Linked DNA regions of Homo sapiens: region 1 is linked to region 2. Evidence: chromatin contacts called from ENCODE Hi-C or POLR2A ChIA-PET data. All regions are on one chromosome and are shown on one strand. Each heading gives the region's core, a stretch centred on a gene start or an enhancer-like site at or near the end of the contact. The rest is flanking DNA. Distances are from core to core; before and after follow the strand shown. Region 1 has its middle 78 kb from the start of LINC01003. Region 2 has its middle 40 kb from the start of LINC01003.

Evidence for each region. A loop is a pair of places that touch in the nucleus more often than their neighbours do. ChIA-PET counts read pairs that join two places held with the same protein, here RNA polymerase II (POLR2A). Pooled maps may share reads with other maps.
Region 1: a loop to region 2 is called in a map of PC-9, with 6 times the contacts of the local background. The contact joins two enhancer-like sites. A Hi-C loop is called at or near these places in 1 of 168 maps with a recorded cell type or tissue (PC-9), 1 of 37 single-sample maps with no recorded cell type and 1 of 50 pooled maps. POLR2A ChIA-PET finds 5 or more read pairs at or near these places in 5 of 52 experiments (A549, GM12878, HCT116 and 2 more).

Annotation. Positions count from the first base shown.
Region 1 is chr7:152,539,237-152,544,719 of GRCh38, reverse strand. No RefSeq gene overlaps it. Among named protein-coding and RNA genes, the nearest start is that of LINC01003, 78 kb to the right of the region's middle. RefSeq lists an enhancer at 1-389. Within about 2 kb of position 4,084, at least 2 of the 41 ENCODE cell types and tissues checked have a DNase peak (open chromatin) inside an H3K27ac peak, as active enhancers do; they include PC-9, where a contact is called at or near this core.
Region 2 is chr7:152,501,859-152,507,089 of GRCh38, reverse strand. No RefSeq gene overlaps it. Among named protein-coding and RNA genes, the nearest start is that of LINC01003, 40 kb to the right of the region's middle. Within about 2 kb of position 2,474, at least 3 of the 41 ENCODE cell types and tissues checked have a DNase peak (open chromatin) inside an H3K27ac peak, as active enhancers do; they include PC-9, where a contact is called at or near this core.

The DNA of each region.
Region 1 (5,483 bases), core at 2,835-5,334, 36 kb before region 2:
CTTCTCCCGCTGGTATTTAAATGTGGCCGCATGGGGTTCCTGAGCTCTTGTATTTACAAGTCAGTTTTCCTCCCTGTTGTTACAAAGCGCTCCCTTCCCACTGATGTTGAAGTGCCACGACTTCAGCGTTTGCCTGAAAAAAACATGACCACAAACTAAGAAGCCAAGGCCAGGCGCGGTGGCTCACGCCTGTAATCCCAGGACTTTGAGAGGCGGTGGCAAGCGGATTGCCTGGGCTCAAGAGTTTGAGACCAGCCTGGGCAACACGGTGAAACCCTGCCTCTACTACAACACACACACACACACACACACAAAAATTAGCCGGACAACACGGTGAAACCCTGCCTCTACTACAATACAAAAAAAAAAAAAAAAAAAAATTAGCCGGGCATGGCGGCGGGCGCCTGTAGTCACAGCTACTTGGGAGGCTGAGGCAGGAGAATTGCTTGAACCCGGGAGGCGGAGGTTGCAGTGAGCAGAGAACTAGGCAGTTGGTGGGCGGAGTGCTGACCTGCAAAAGAGTCAGTGAGGGAAGAGAGGGTTAGAAACAATCCACCCTAACATCCTCCCCACCCACTTCTCCAGCCGGTCTTCCCTTTCGCATTCTGTGAGATTCTCTGACCTTCATTTTAATCTGATCGTCTAACACTAAAATGTAGTCAGAACACTCCTCCCCAGGCTGAGTCCTCTAGGGAGAACCATAGAAATGTAAATTGTCATCCTCTTCACCGCAATCATTACTGTAGCCCAGAGCCCAGAGGCCCCCCAGGGCAACCCTTCATCTGGTAAACAAGAGGATACAAACCCAGGCACATTTTTTGACTAATGAGAAACACTCACAGAAAATGAAAAGGCCACCCTCCCTGCAGTGGCATCCAGGCCTGGCCTTGGTCCTTCCTTCCTCCTCGGCTGCTCTGTCTTCGTGGAACTCACACCCCCACGTAGTCATCTTCCCCGTGGAGAATACTTAGCCTTGGATTAGCACTGGCTGCATTTTCTTCAGCTCCATTTCCAAATTCCCGTAATTCCTATTTCATTCAATTAATATATTTTGGCCAGTTCTCTTCTAGCAGACTGGGGACAGAGACATCTCCCATACAGAAATAACAGCGTCGTTGTTATATATACATTTTTTGAGACAGGGTCTCGCTCTGTCATCCAGGCTGGAGTGCAGTGGCACGATCTCTGTTCACTGCAACTTCGACTTCTTGGGCTCAAGATCCTCTCACCTCAGCCTCCCAAGTAGCTAGAACTACAGGTGCACGCCACCACGCCTGGATAATTTTTGTTTTTTTTGTTTTTTTTGTAGAGATGGGGTTTCACCATGTTGCTCAAGTTGGTCTCAAACTCCTAGTCTCATGCAATCCGCCCACCTTGTCCTCCCAAAGTGCTGGGATTACAGGCCGAGCCACCATGCCCCACCTGTCCTCATTGTTAATAAAGACCATGCCAGCCCGGTGTGGTGGCTCACGCCTGTAATCCCAACACTTTGGGAGGCCAAGGCAGGTGGATTCCCTGAGGTCAGGAGTTTGAGACCAGTCTGGCCAACATAAAAAATAAAAAAATAGGCTGGGTGTGGTGGTTCACGCCTGTAATCCCAGCACTTTGGGAGGCCAAGGCGGGTGAATCACCTGAGGTCAGGAGTTCGAGACTAACCTGGCCAACATGGCGAAACCTTGTCTCTACTAAAAAAAATGCAAAAATTAGCCGGGCGTGGTGGTGCGTGCCTGTAATCCCAGCTACCCAGGAGGCTGAGGCAGGAGAATCTCTTGAACCCGGGAGGCGGAGGTTGCAGTGAACGGAGATCGTGTCACTGCACTCCATCTCCTGGGGAACAGGGCAAGACTCTGTCTCAAAAAAATAAATTAATTAATTAAATAAAAAAATAAAGACCATGCCACTGGTTAGGGTGAGCCCCAGCCCCATACTTTTTAAGGCTTTAATAATTAACTTTAGTTCCTCTAATATTCTAATTCTGTCCTGAAATGGATGCCATCTCAAGGAAGAGACTACCTTAAATCAAGTGTCTGAGAAGACAGCTTTGGTGGAACCGTACTATTCTAATTCTACTTAAGATGTTGGCCAATATGAGCACACATAGCTTTTCATTTCAGTTCCCACTCCCTACTGCCCAACATGCTTACTTTTTTTTTTACTTTTTTTTTGTTTTTTTCAGACAAAGTCTCGCTCTTGTCCCCCAGGCTGGAGTGATCTTGGCTCACTGCAACCTCCACCTCCCAGGTTCAAGCAATTCTGATATTCGTTTGTTAATTTATTCATCCAGTAAGCATTCATTAATCCCTTCCCTCAAGGAGTTTCCATTCAGTGAAACTGAGCCTATACAAAGTAGGGCTGACTTGGTGGGGATGCTAACCTTGTATGTGGCTTGAAGGAGTAGTAAGACGCCACCTATTCAAAAGAGTATCTCCTGCATTTTGTATGTAATATTATCGTAGACCATCCTCTGCCTTACAGCAGCATCTCCCAGTGTGTGGCCTGCAAGGTTCATTTGTTCACCACAGATGCTCACTAATGGCCTACTGGGTACCTGGCTGTGGCCTTCACAGAAACCTCCATGGTCAAGTGAGTGTCAGAAATATTGGCATAAACAAGCTGAGGCTTGTCACGCTCATTATGCAATATGACTTGTGCCCTTCCGAAGTTCTTGCCATAGAGGCGAAGGTTGCAGTGAGTGGAGATTGCACCACTGCACTCCAGCCTGAGCAACAGGCAATTATTTTTAATTTTATTTATTTAAAAAATTACATCTTTCATGCTTTTTTTAAAATTTTGTTTTGTTTTGTTTTGTTTTTGAGATGGAGTTTCGCTCTTGTTGCCCAGCCTCCCGAGGAGCTGGGACTACAGGCATGCACCTCCACACCCGGCTAATTTTCGTATTTTTAGTGGAGACGGGGTTTCACCATGTTGACCAGGTGGTCTCGAACTCCTGACCTCAGGTGATCTGTCCGCCTCGGCCTCCCAAAGTTCTGGGATGACAGGCGTGAGCCACCGCACCCAGCCAGTTGTTTCAAATTATATGCTAATACTATATTAATTATAAAGCAACTTCTTCAAGCAAGCAAACACCGTATGAACGCACCATTGTTAACCTATAATTAAAATATGAACAATCATGTTACAAATATATATTTAATATTATTAGTTCCAAGAGTAGGAATGATCAAATGTTTGAGGGATTTTTTGCTGTTGTTCGAGACGGAGTCTCGCTCTGTCGCCCAGGCTGGAGTGCAGTGGCACGATCTCAGTTCACTGCAAGCTCCGTCTCCCGGGTTCACGCCATTCTTCTGTCTCAGCCTCACGAGTAGCTGGGACTACAACGGACTACAGGCGCCCACCAACACGCCCGGGTAATTTTTTGTATTTTTAATGGAGACGGGGTTTCACCGTATTAGCCAGGATGGTCTCGATCTCCTGACCTCGTGATCCACCCGCCTCGGCCTCCCAAGGTGCTGGGATTACAGGCGTGAGCCACCGTGCCCGGCCTGTTTGAGAGATTTTTTATTTCGGTACAATCACTTTAACAATCAGATTAGCCAGAGATTTTTTTCCTTCACTTTATGAAAGCATTGTTTTTCTGTTTGTTTGTTTTCTTTTTTGCCTCCCTATTAAGTTCTTTGAAAGCTCAGAAGAACTCTTATCTTTTCCCTTCTGAAACTGTCTTGTTCTCCAGGGAGCAGTGGGAGGTTTGTTTTGCTGCAGAAGAATGAATGATTCTTGATACATTTCTGGCCTTGTCCTGTTAAAAACTGAGGAGGGGCCTCACATCCCAGCCCTGGGTAAGAGCACAAACACAAATGGGATTCTTCTCTGCAGCAGTTTCCACTCCCACCTTGATGAGTGTTCTGCGGTTGGCAGGACTATCCAAACCTGCCCCAGAGTCCCAGGAAGCTGAGAGGCCAAAGAAAGAGGCTGACAAATCCTGTTTCTTAGCCGGAATCACCTAATGGAGACTTATAAACAAAAGCTAATGGAGGTGGTGGATCCGCAGGCTGCCACTCCCCTACTCCGGGCTTATGTAGCATAGGGGAGGGGTGGTTCAGAAGGGCTATGCAGGAACTGAAGTATGATGACCTCAAGGTCGTTTGCCCTAAGGGCAGGATTTATGATAGTACCTACTCTTACACAAGGAACAAGAGACAAACAGGAAATCTTAGAAACCAACATGGTGAGCCGGGCGCGGTGGCTCATGCCTGTAATCCCAGCACTTTGGGAGGCCGAGGCGGGCAGATTGTCTGAGCTCAGGAGTTCGAGAACAGCCTGGCCAGCATGGTGAAACCCCATCTCTACTAAAAACACAAAAATTAGCTGGGCGTGGTGGCGGGCACCTGTAATCCCAGCTACTTGGGAAGCTGAGGCAGGAGAATCACTTGAACCCGGGAGGCAGAGGTTGCAGTGAGCTGAGATCATGCCACTGCATTCCAGCCTAGGCAACAGAGTGAGACTCCATCTCAAAAAAAAAAAAAAAAAAAAACTGAGGAGGGCTACTTCGTCTGATCACTGGAGTACTGACTTGGTCTACAGCTCCCCTAACTTAACCATTTCCATTTTCTTTGTTTGTTTGTTTGTTTTTTGAGACAGAGTCTCACTCTGTTGCCCAGGCTGGAGTGCCGTGGCATGATCTCAGCTCACTACAACTTCTGCCTCCCGGGTTCAAGCGATTGTCCTGCTTCTGCCTCCTGAGTAGCTGGTACTACAAGTGCACGCCACCATGCTCGGGTAATTTTTGCATTTTTAGTAGAGACGGGGTTTCACTATGTTGGCCAGGCTGGTCTCGAACTCCTGAACTTGTGGTCTGCTCACCTCTGCCTCCCAAAGTGCTGGGATTACAGGCATGAGCCACAGCTCCCAGCCCCATTTCCATTTTCTTAGCCTCACAATTGCCAAATTCAAATATTAGTAAACAAAATATCATGCGATATAATTTTAGAAGCAACAAATTGGTCCCTTTGTCCAGAAATATTTTCTCTGCTTATTTTCCTCAGTTATTAAATTCTTCAATAAGATTTTAATAATTCAGACTAAAGTTTTGACCATGCCTTCCAGTTCAGACAATGCCGTGGTCTGTACATTTGGGAATTTGGAATAGTGGTTAAAAGCACCTGCTTTAGTGGGGTGCGGTGGCTCACGCCTGTAATCCCAGCACTTTGGGAGGCCAAGGCAGGCGGATCACCTGAGGTCGGGAGTTCAAGACCAGCCAGGCCAACATAGTGAAACCTTGTCTCTACTAAGAATACAAAAATTAGCGGGGCGTGGTGGCGTGCGCCTGTAGTCTCAGTGAGAGGTGACAGCGTGCTGGCAGTCCTCACAGCCCTCGCTCGCTCTCGGCGCCTCCTCTGTCTGGGCTCCCACTTTGGTGGAACTTGAGGAGCCCTTCAGCCCACCGCTGCACTGTGGGAGCCCCTTTCTGGGCTGGCCAAGGCCGGAGCCGGTTCCCTCAGCTTGCAGGAAGGTGTGGAGGGAGA
Region 2 (5,231 bases), core at 1,225-3,724:
AAATCACACCGGGTAGGCCAGGTACGGTGGCTGATGCCTGTAATTCCAGCACTTTGGGAGGCCAAGGCAGGAGCATACTTGAGCTCAGGAGTTTGAGACCAGCCTGCACAACATAGACAGACCTCATATCTACTAAAAAATAAAAAAACAAAAAAATTAGCCGGTCGTGGTGGTACACACTTGTGGTCCCAGCTACTCAGGAGGCTGAGACGGGAGGATTGCTTGAGCCCAGGAGATTGAGGCTACAGTGAGCCATGATCATGCGACTGCACTCCAGTCTGGATGACAGAGATCTTGTCTCAAAAACAATGGCCGGGAGCAGTGGCTCGCGCCTGTAATCCCAGAAGTTTGGGAGGCCGAGGGGGGCAGATCACTTGAGGTCAGGAGTTCAAGACCGGCCTGGCCAACATGGTGAAAGCCCATCTCTACTAAAAAGACAAAAATTAGCCAAACGTGATGGCGTATGCCTCTAATCCCAGCTACTCGGGAGGCTGAGACAGGAGAATCGCTTGAACCTGGGAGGTGGAGGTTGCAGTGAGCTGAGATCGTGCCACTGCACTCTAGCCTGGGCAACAGAGCGAGACTCCGTCTCAGTAATAATAATAATAATCCCCACACTTTGGGAGGCCGAGGCGGGTGGATCACCTGAGCTCAGGAGTTCGAGACCAGCCAGGCCAACATGATGAAACTCCGTCTCTACAAAAAATACAAAAAAATTAGCTGGACGCGGTAGCGGGAGCCTGTAATCCCAACTACTAGGGAGGCTGATGCAGGAGAATCGCTTGAGCCTGGTAGGCCAAAGTTAAAGCGAGCAACATCATGCCACTGCACTCCAGCCTGGGCGACAAGAGTGAATGAAACTCCATCTCAAAATCAATCAATCAATCAATCACGCCACTTAGGCATCTGGTCACTACTTCCTCTTGTTCTCAAGGTCTTTCCTTCCTAAAGACTATAGCCTCTAGGGTGGCACACCTTAGCCATCTCCATACCTCAGCCATGTGACATGGTCTCAGCTGGAAGCTGTTCAACAGCCTCCTTATCTAAGGCTTGGGCCTTTGCTGGGGCACCCGCGGCAAAATATTATGTGTTGGAACCTCAGTATGCTCAGCTGTAAAATTGATATGACTGTATTATAGCTCTTTTTCCTTGTTCCAGCTTGCCCCCAAATCACTGGAACAATTAGGACACTCACCTAAAGCACTTTGGTGTCCTTGATGGAAGGTCCATGTCAAGAGGTGTGCTGGACGGAAACACATTGGGTCTTACCAGCCTGCAGGAGCAGACTGGCAAAATTTCAGGGATTTTGCAACCAGGGAGATATCACCCTGGTAGCCTGAAATTTGTTTTAGTGGAATATCAGCACCATAGAAATCATTAAAAGCTACAAACAGCACCTTTGAAAAAAATGTATTCCAGGCCAGGCACGGTGGCACCTGTAATTCCAGTACTTTGGGGGGCCAAGCAGGACAGCTCACCTGAGGTCAGGAGTTCGAGACCAGCCTGGCTAACATGGTGAAACCCCATCTCTACTAAAAATACAAAAACTAGCCAGGTGTGGTGGCAGGCACCTGTAATCCCAGCTATTCAGGAGGCTGAGACAGGAAAATCACTTGAACCCAGGAGGCAGAGGTTGCAGTGAGCCAAGATCAGGCCACTGGACTCAGGTCTGGGCAACAATGAGACTCCGCTTCAAAAAAAAAAAAGAAAAAAAAAATGTATTCCAGAGAGCTGTTTACAAAACAATTACCAGCACACCACTAGTTTGTCTAAATTTTTGAGGCTACTTTTTTTTTTTTTTTTTTTTTGAGACAGAATCTCATTCTGTCGCCCAGGCTGGAGTGCAGTGGTGCAATCTCAGCTCACTGCAATCTCCACCTCCCGGGTTCAAGCGATCCTCCTGCCTCAGCCTCCTGAGTATGTGGGATTACAGGCGCCTGCCATCACACTCAGCTAATTTTTGTATTGTCAGGAGAGACAGAGTTTCATCATGTTGGCCAGGCTGGTCTAAGAACTCCAGACCTCGTGCTCCACCCGCCTCGGCCCCCCAAAGTCCTGGGATTACAGGCGTGAGCCACTGTGCCCGGCCGTGTTGGGGCTACTTTCTAACTACTTCTGACTGATCACTTTGGTGACAAAGGAAATGCTGAATAGATAAGGGGAATCCAATTCTTTTGAGAGTGTCTTTTCAAAGATCCTGCCCACTTTCAGTGAAATAAACTAGACGAATTCCAGGAAGTGTGGACACTGAAAAAACTACAGTAAAGTTCTAGAAGATTACCCCAAGTCCTGGCTGACACCAGCACCTGCTCACAGAGTCCTTCCTTAACAGAGCTGACCAGGGTCTGCATCTGGTGCCAGGTCGTGAAACCTCCAGGAGGGACTAAGTGTGCCCCCTGAGCTAATTGTGGAAGGCAGCTGGGGAGAGGGCCAGCTCCAACCAGCTCTACCAGTTTTCCCCAAGGCCATAGGCAGATCTCCTGGGAACGTCTCCTGAGCTCATACCTATCATGGTTTCAGTGTTCCTGCTTCTGCTATGGGAGAGGATCAACAAACCATTGGTGGGGGGTGGGGACTGCAGTGAGGACAGAGCTTTAATGCCAACTGGACGAGCATGAGCTGTAACTATTTGGCTGTCCTTCTGAATTTCTATTGCTCTGCAAATATTCTCTGAAGAGCAGCAATGAGCAAGGTGAAGCAGGCAGATGTGGGTGAGACTGGGCTGGTATCACCCCACCCATCCGCCCAGCTAAGCAATCTTGGGCAGGCCACTTGTCTATGCCTCAACTTCCTTGTCTGCTAATTGGGGACAATACCCTTATAGGCTTGCGTGGAGATTTAATAAGTCTCACAAAAGTCTCAGAACGAGGCTGGCTTCAGGGGTATGCTGTTAGTGCCGTGACACAGCGTCCCCATGCTCAAAAGGGTCCCACACTTGGGACTGAATGTTCTGCAGTCATCATCTTGAAATTCTTTATTTTTTATTTTTTTGATATGGAGTTTTGTTCTTGTCACCCAGACTGGAGTGCAATGGCACGATCTCGGCTCACTGTAACCTCCGCCTCCCAGGTTCAAGTGATTCTCCTGCCTCAGCCTCCTGAGTAGCTGGGATTACAGGTGCGTGCCACCACACCCAGCTAAGTTTTGTATTTTTAGTAGAGATGTGGTTTCACCATGTTGGCCAGGCTGGTCTCGAACTCTTGACCTCATGAGATCTGCCTCAGCCTCCCGAAGTGCTGGGATTACAAGCATGAGCCACTGCACCCAGCCTGAAATTCTTAATGATTTTGTCTTTGAATTTCTGTTCCCACAGGGCAATGGAGTGCGCATGCATCATGGACTTGTAGTGCAGTGTGTGGTCCCACCTCCCTGCCTCCCCCTGGCAGGTTCCTGACTGCCCATTCCCCTGTCCCCTGCACCCTGGGTTCCATGGCCCCCTCCCCACTCCCACCTGGCCACCTGGCCACCCTTCACTCTGGGCAGGGCCTGAGTGTGGGTGCAGGAGGATCAGGGTAAGGCACGTGTTCCCTGGTGTCTTGAGCACACAGCATGCTCCCGAGCACCCCCGGTGGGGGCAAGCCTCTTGCCTGCTGCCTACCCAGGTACCTAGTGTGTGCTGGTGCAAACTTTGCAATGCCTTGGAGGGTGACCTCTCTGCCACAGATTGGGTGGTAGGCTCCTGGCCCCTAGCCAGGGCATGGTGCATTGGTCTAGTGGCTAGTCAGAGTGGGGCTCAGTGGCAGATGGATGCGCCTGTGAACACAGAATGGTAGGGCAGGGACCCCAGCCCTTGGGAGCGTCCCCACTCCTCCAGGAGCATCCTTGATGCTGCAGGGAGTATAATATTCAACAGAAGATTTACAAACAGGACAGTTACACAGATAGATCATGAAAAAAAGAATACTTTGTATTTGGTACCCTTTTTTTTTTTTAAGACAGGGTCTTGCTCAGTTGCCCAGGCTGGCATGCTGTGGTGCAGTAATAGCTCACTGCAGCCTTGAACTCCCGGGCTCAGGCCTCCCACCTTGGCCTCCTGAGTAGCTGGGACTAGGTGCACAACACCACGCCTAGCTGATTTTTTTTTTTTCTGAAGTAGAGATGAGGTCTCACTACGTTGCCCAGGCTGGTCTCAAATTCCTGAGCTCACACGATCCTCCCAGCTCAGCCTCCCAGAGTGCTGAGATTATGGGCGCAAGCCACTGTGCCCGGCCTGTACTTGGTACCTTTAACAGCACTTTTCTCTGCTGTTCGAACAAGGAGCCCTGTGTTTTCATTTTGCCCTGAGCCCTGCAAATTATGCAGCTAGTCCTGCTGAGAACATTACCTGGCACACAATAGGTGCTCAATCAAAGTTAGTAAGTAGAATTATTATGACAATATATACATTCCCTGTGGAGTCATGTACCTGAGAGGACCATTCCACATCTTCACATGTAAGGATAAGGGTCATGTCTGTTCAGTATCGCGTGGGTCTTGATACAGCATCTTGTGTTAATATGAACATCCAGCCGAGCGTGGTGGCTCATGCCTGTAATGCCAGCACTTTGGGAGGCCGAGGTGGGCAGATCCCTTGAGGCCAGGAGTTACAGACCAGCCTGGGCAGCATAGTGAAACCCCGTCTCTACTAAAATACAAAAATCAGTCGGGCCTGTAGTCCCAGCTATTTGCGAGGCTGAGGCTCGAGAATTGCTTGAACCCGGGAGGTGGAGGTTGCAGGGAGCCAAGATCACACCACTGCACTCCAACCTGGGCCACAGAGCGAGACTTTGTCTCAATAATAATAATAATAATAACATAAACATCCACAGCAACAGAAGATGACATTGATTGCTGCGGTGACCTTTAGCATTCAATTTTTTTTTTTTTTTTTTGAGACAAAGTTTCACTCTTGTTGCCCAGCCTGGAGTGCTATGGCACAATCTGAGCTCATTGCAACCTCCGCCTCCCAGGTTCAAGCGATTCTCCTGCCTCAGCCTCCCAAGTAGCTGGGATTACAGTTATGCGCTGCCACACCCAGCTAATTTTTGTATTTTTTTTAGAGATGGGGTTTCACCAGATTGGGCAGGCGGGTTTGAACTCCTGACCTTGTGATCCGCCCACCTTGGCCTCCCAAAGTGCTGGGATTACAGGCATGAGCCACCACCTTCTTTCAAAGAGCCAAGCACTAAATCTTTATTGAATATCTACCTGGGGAGTAGACAATCTACCTGAATCTAGGGAAGCCTACTATA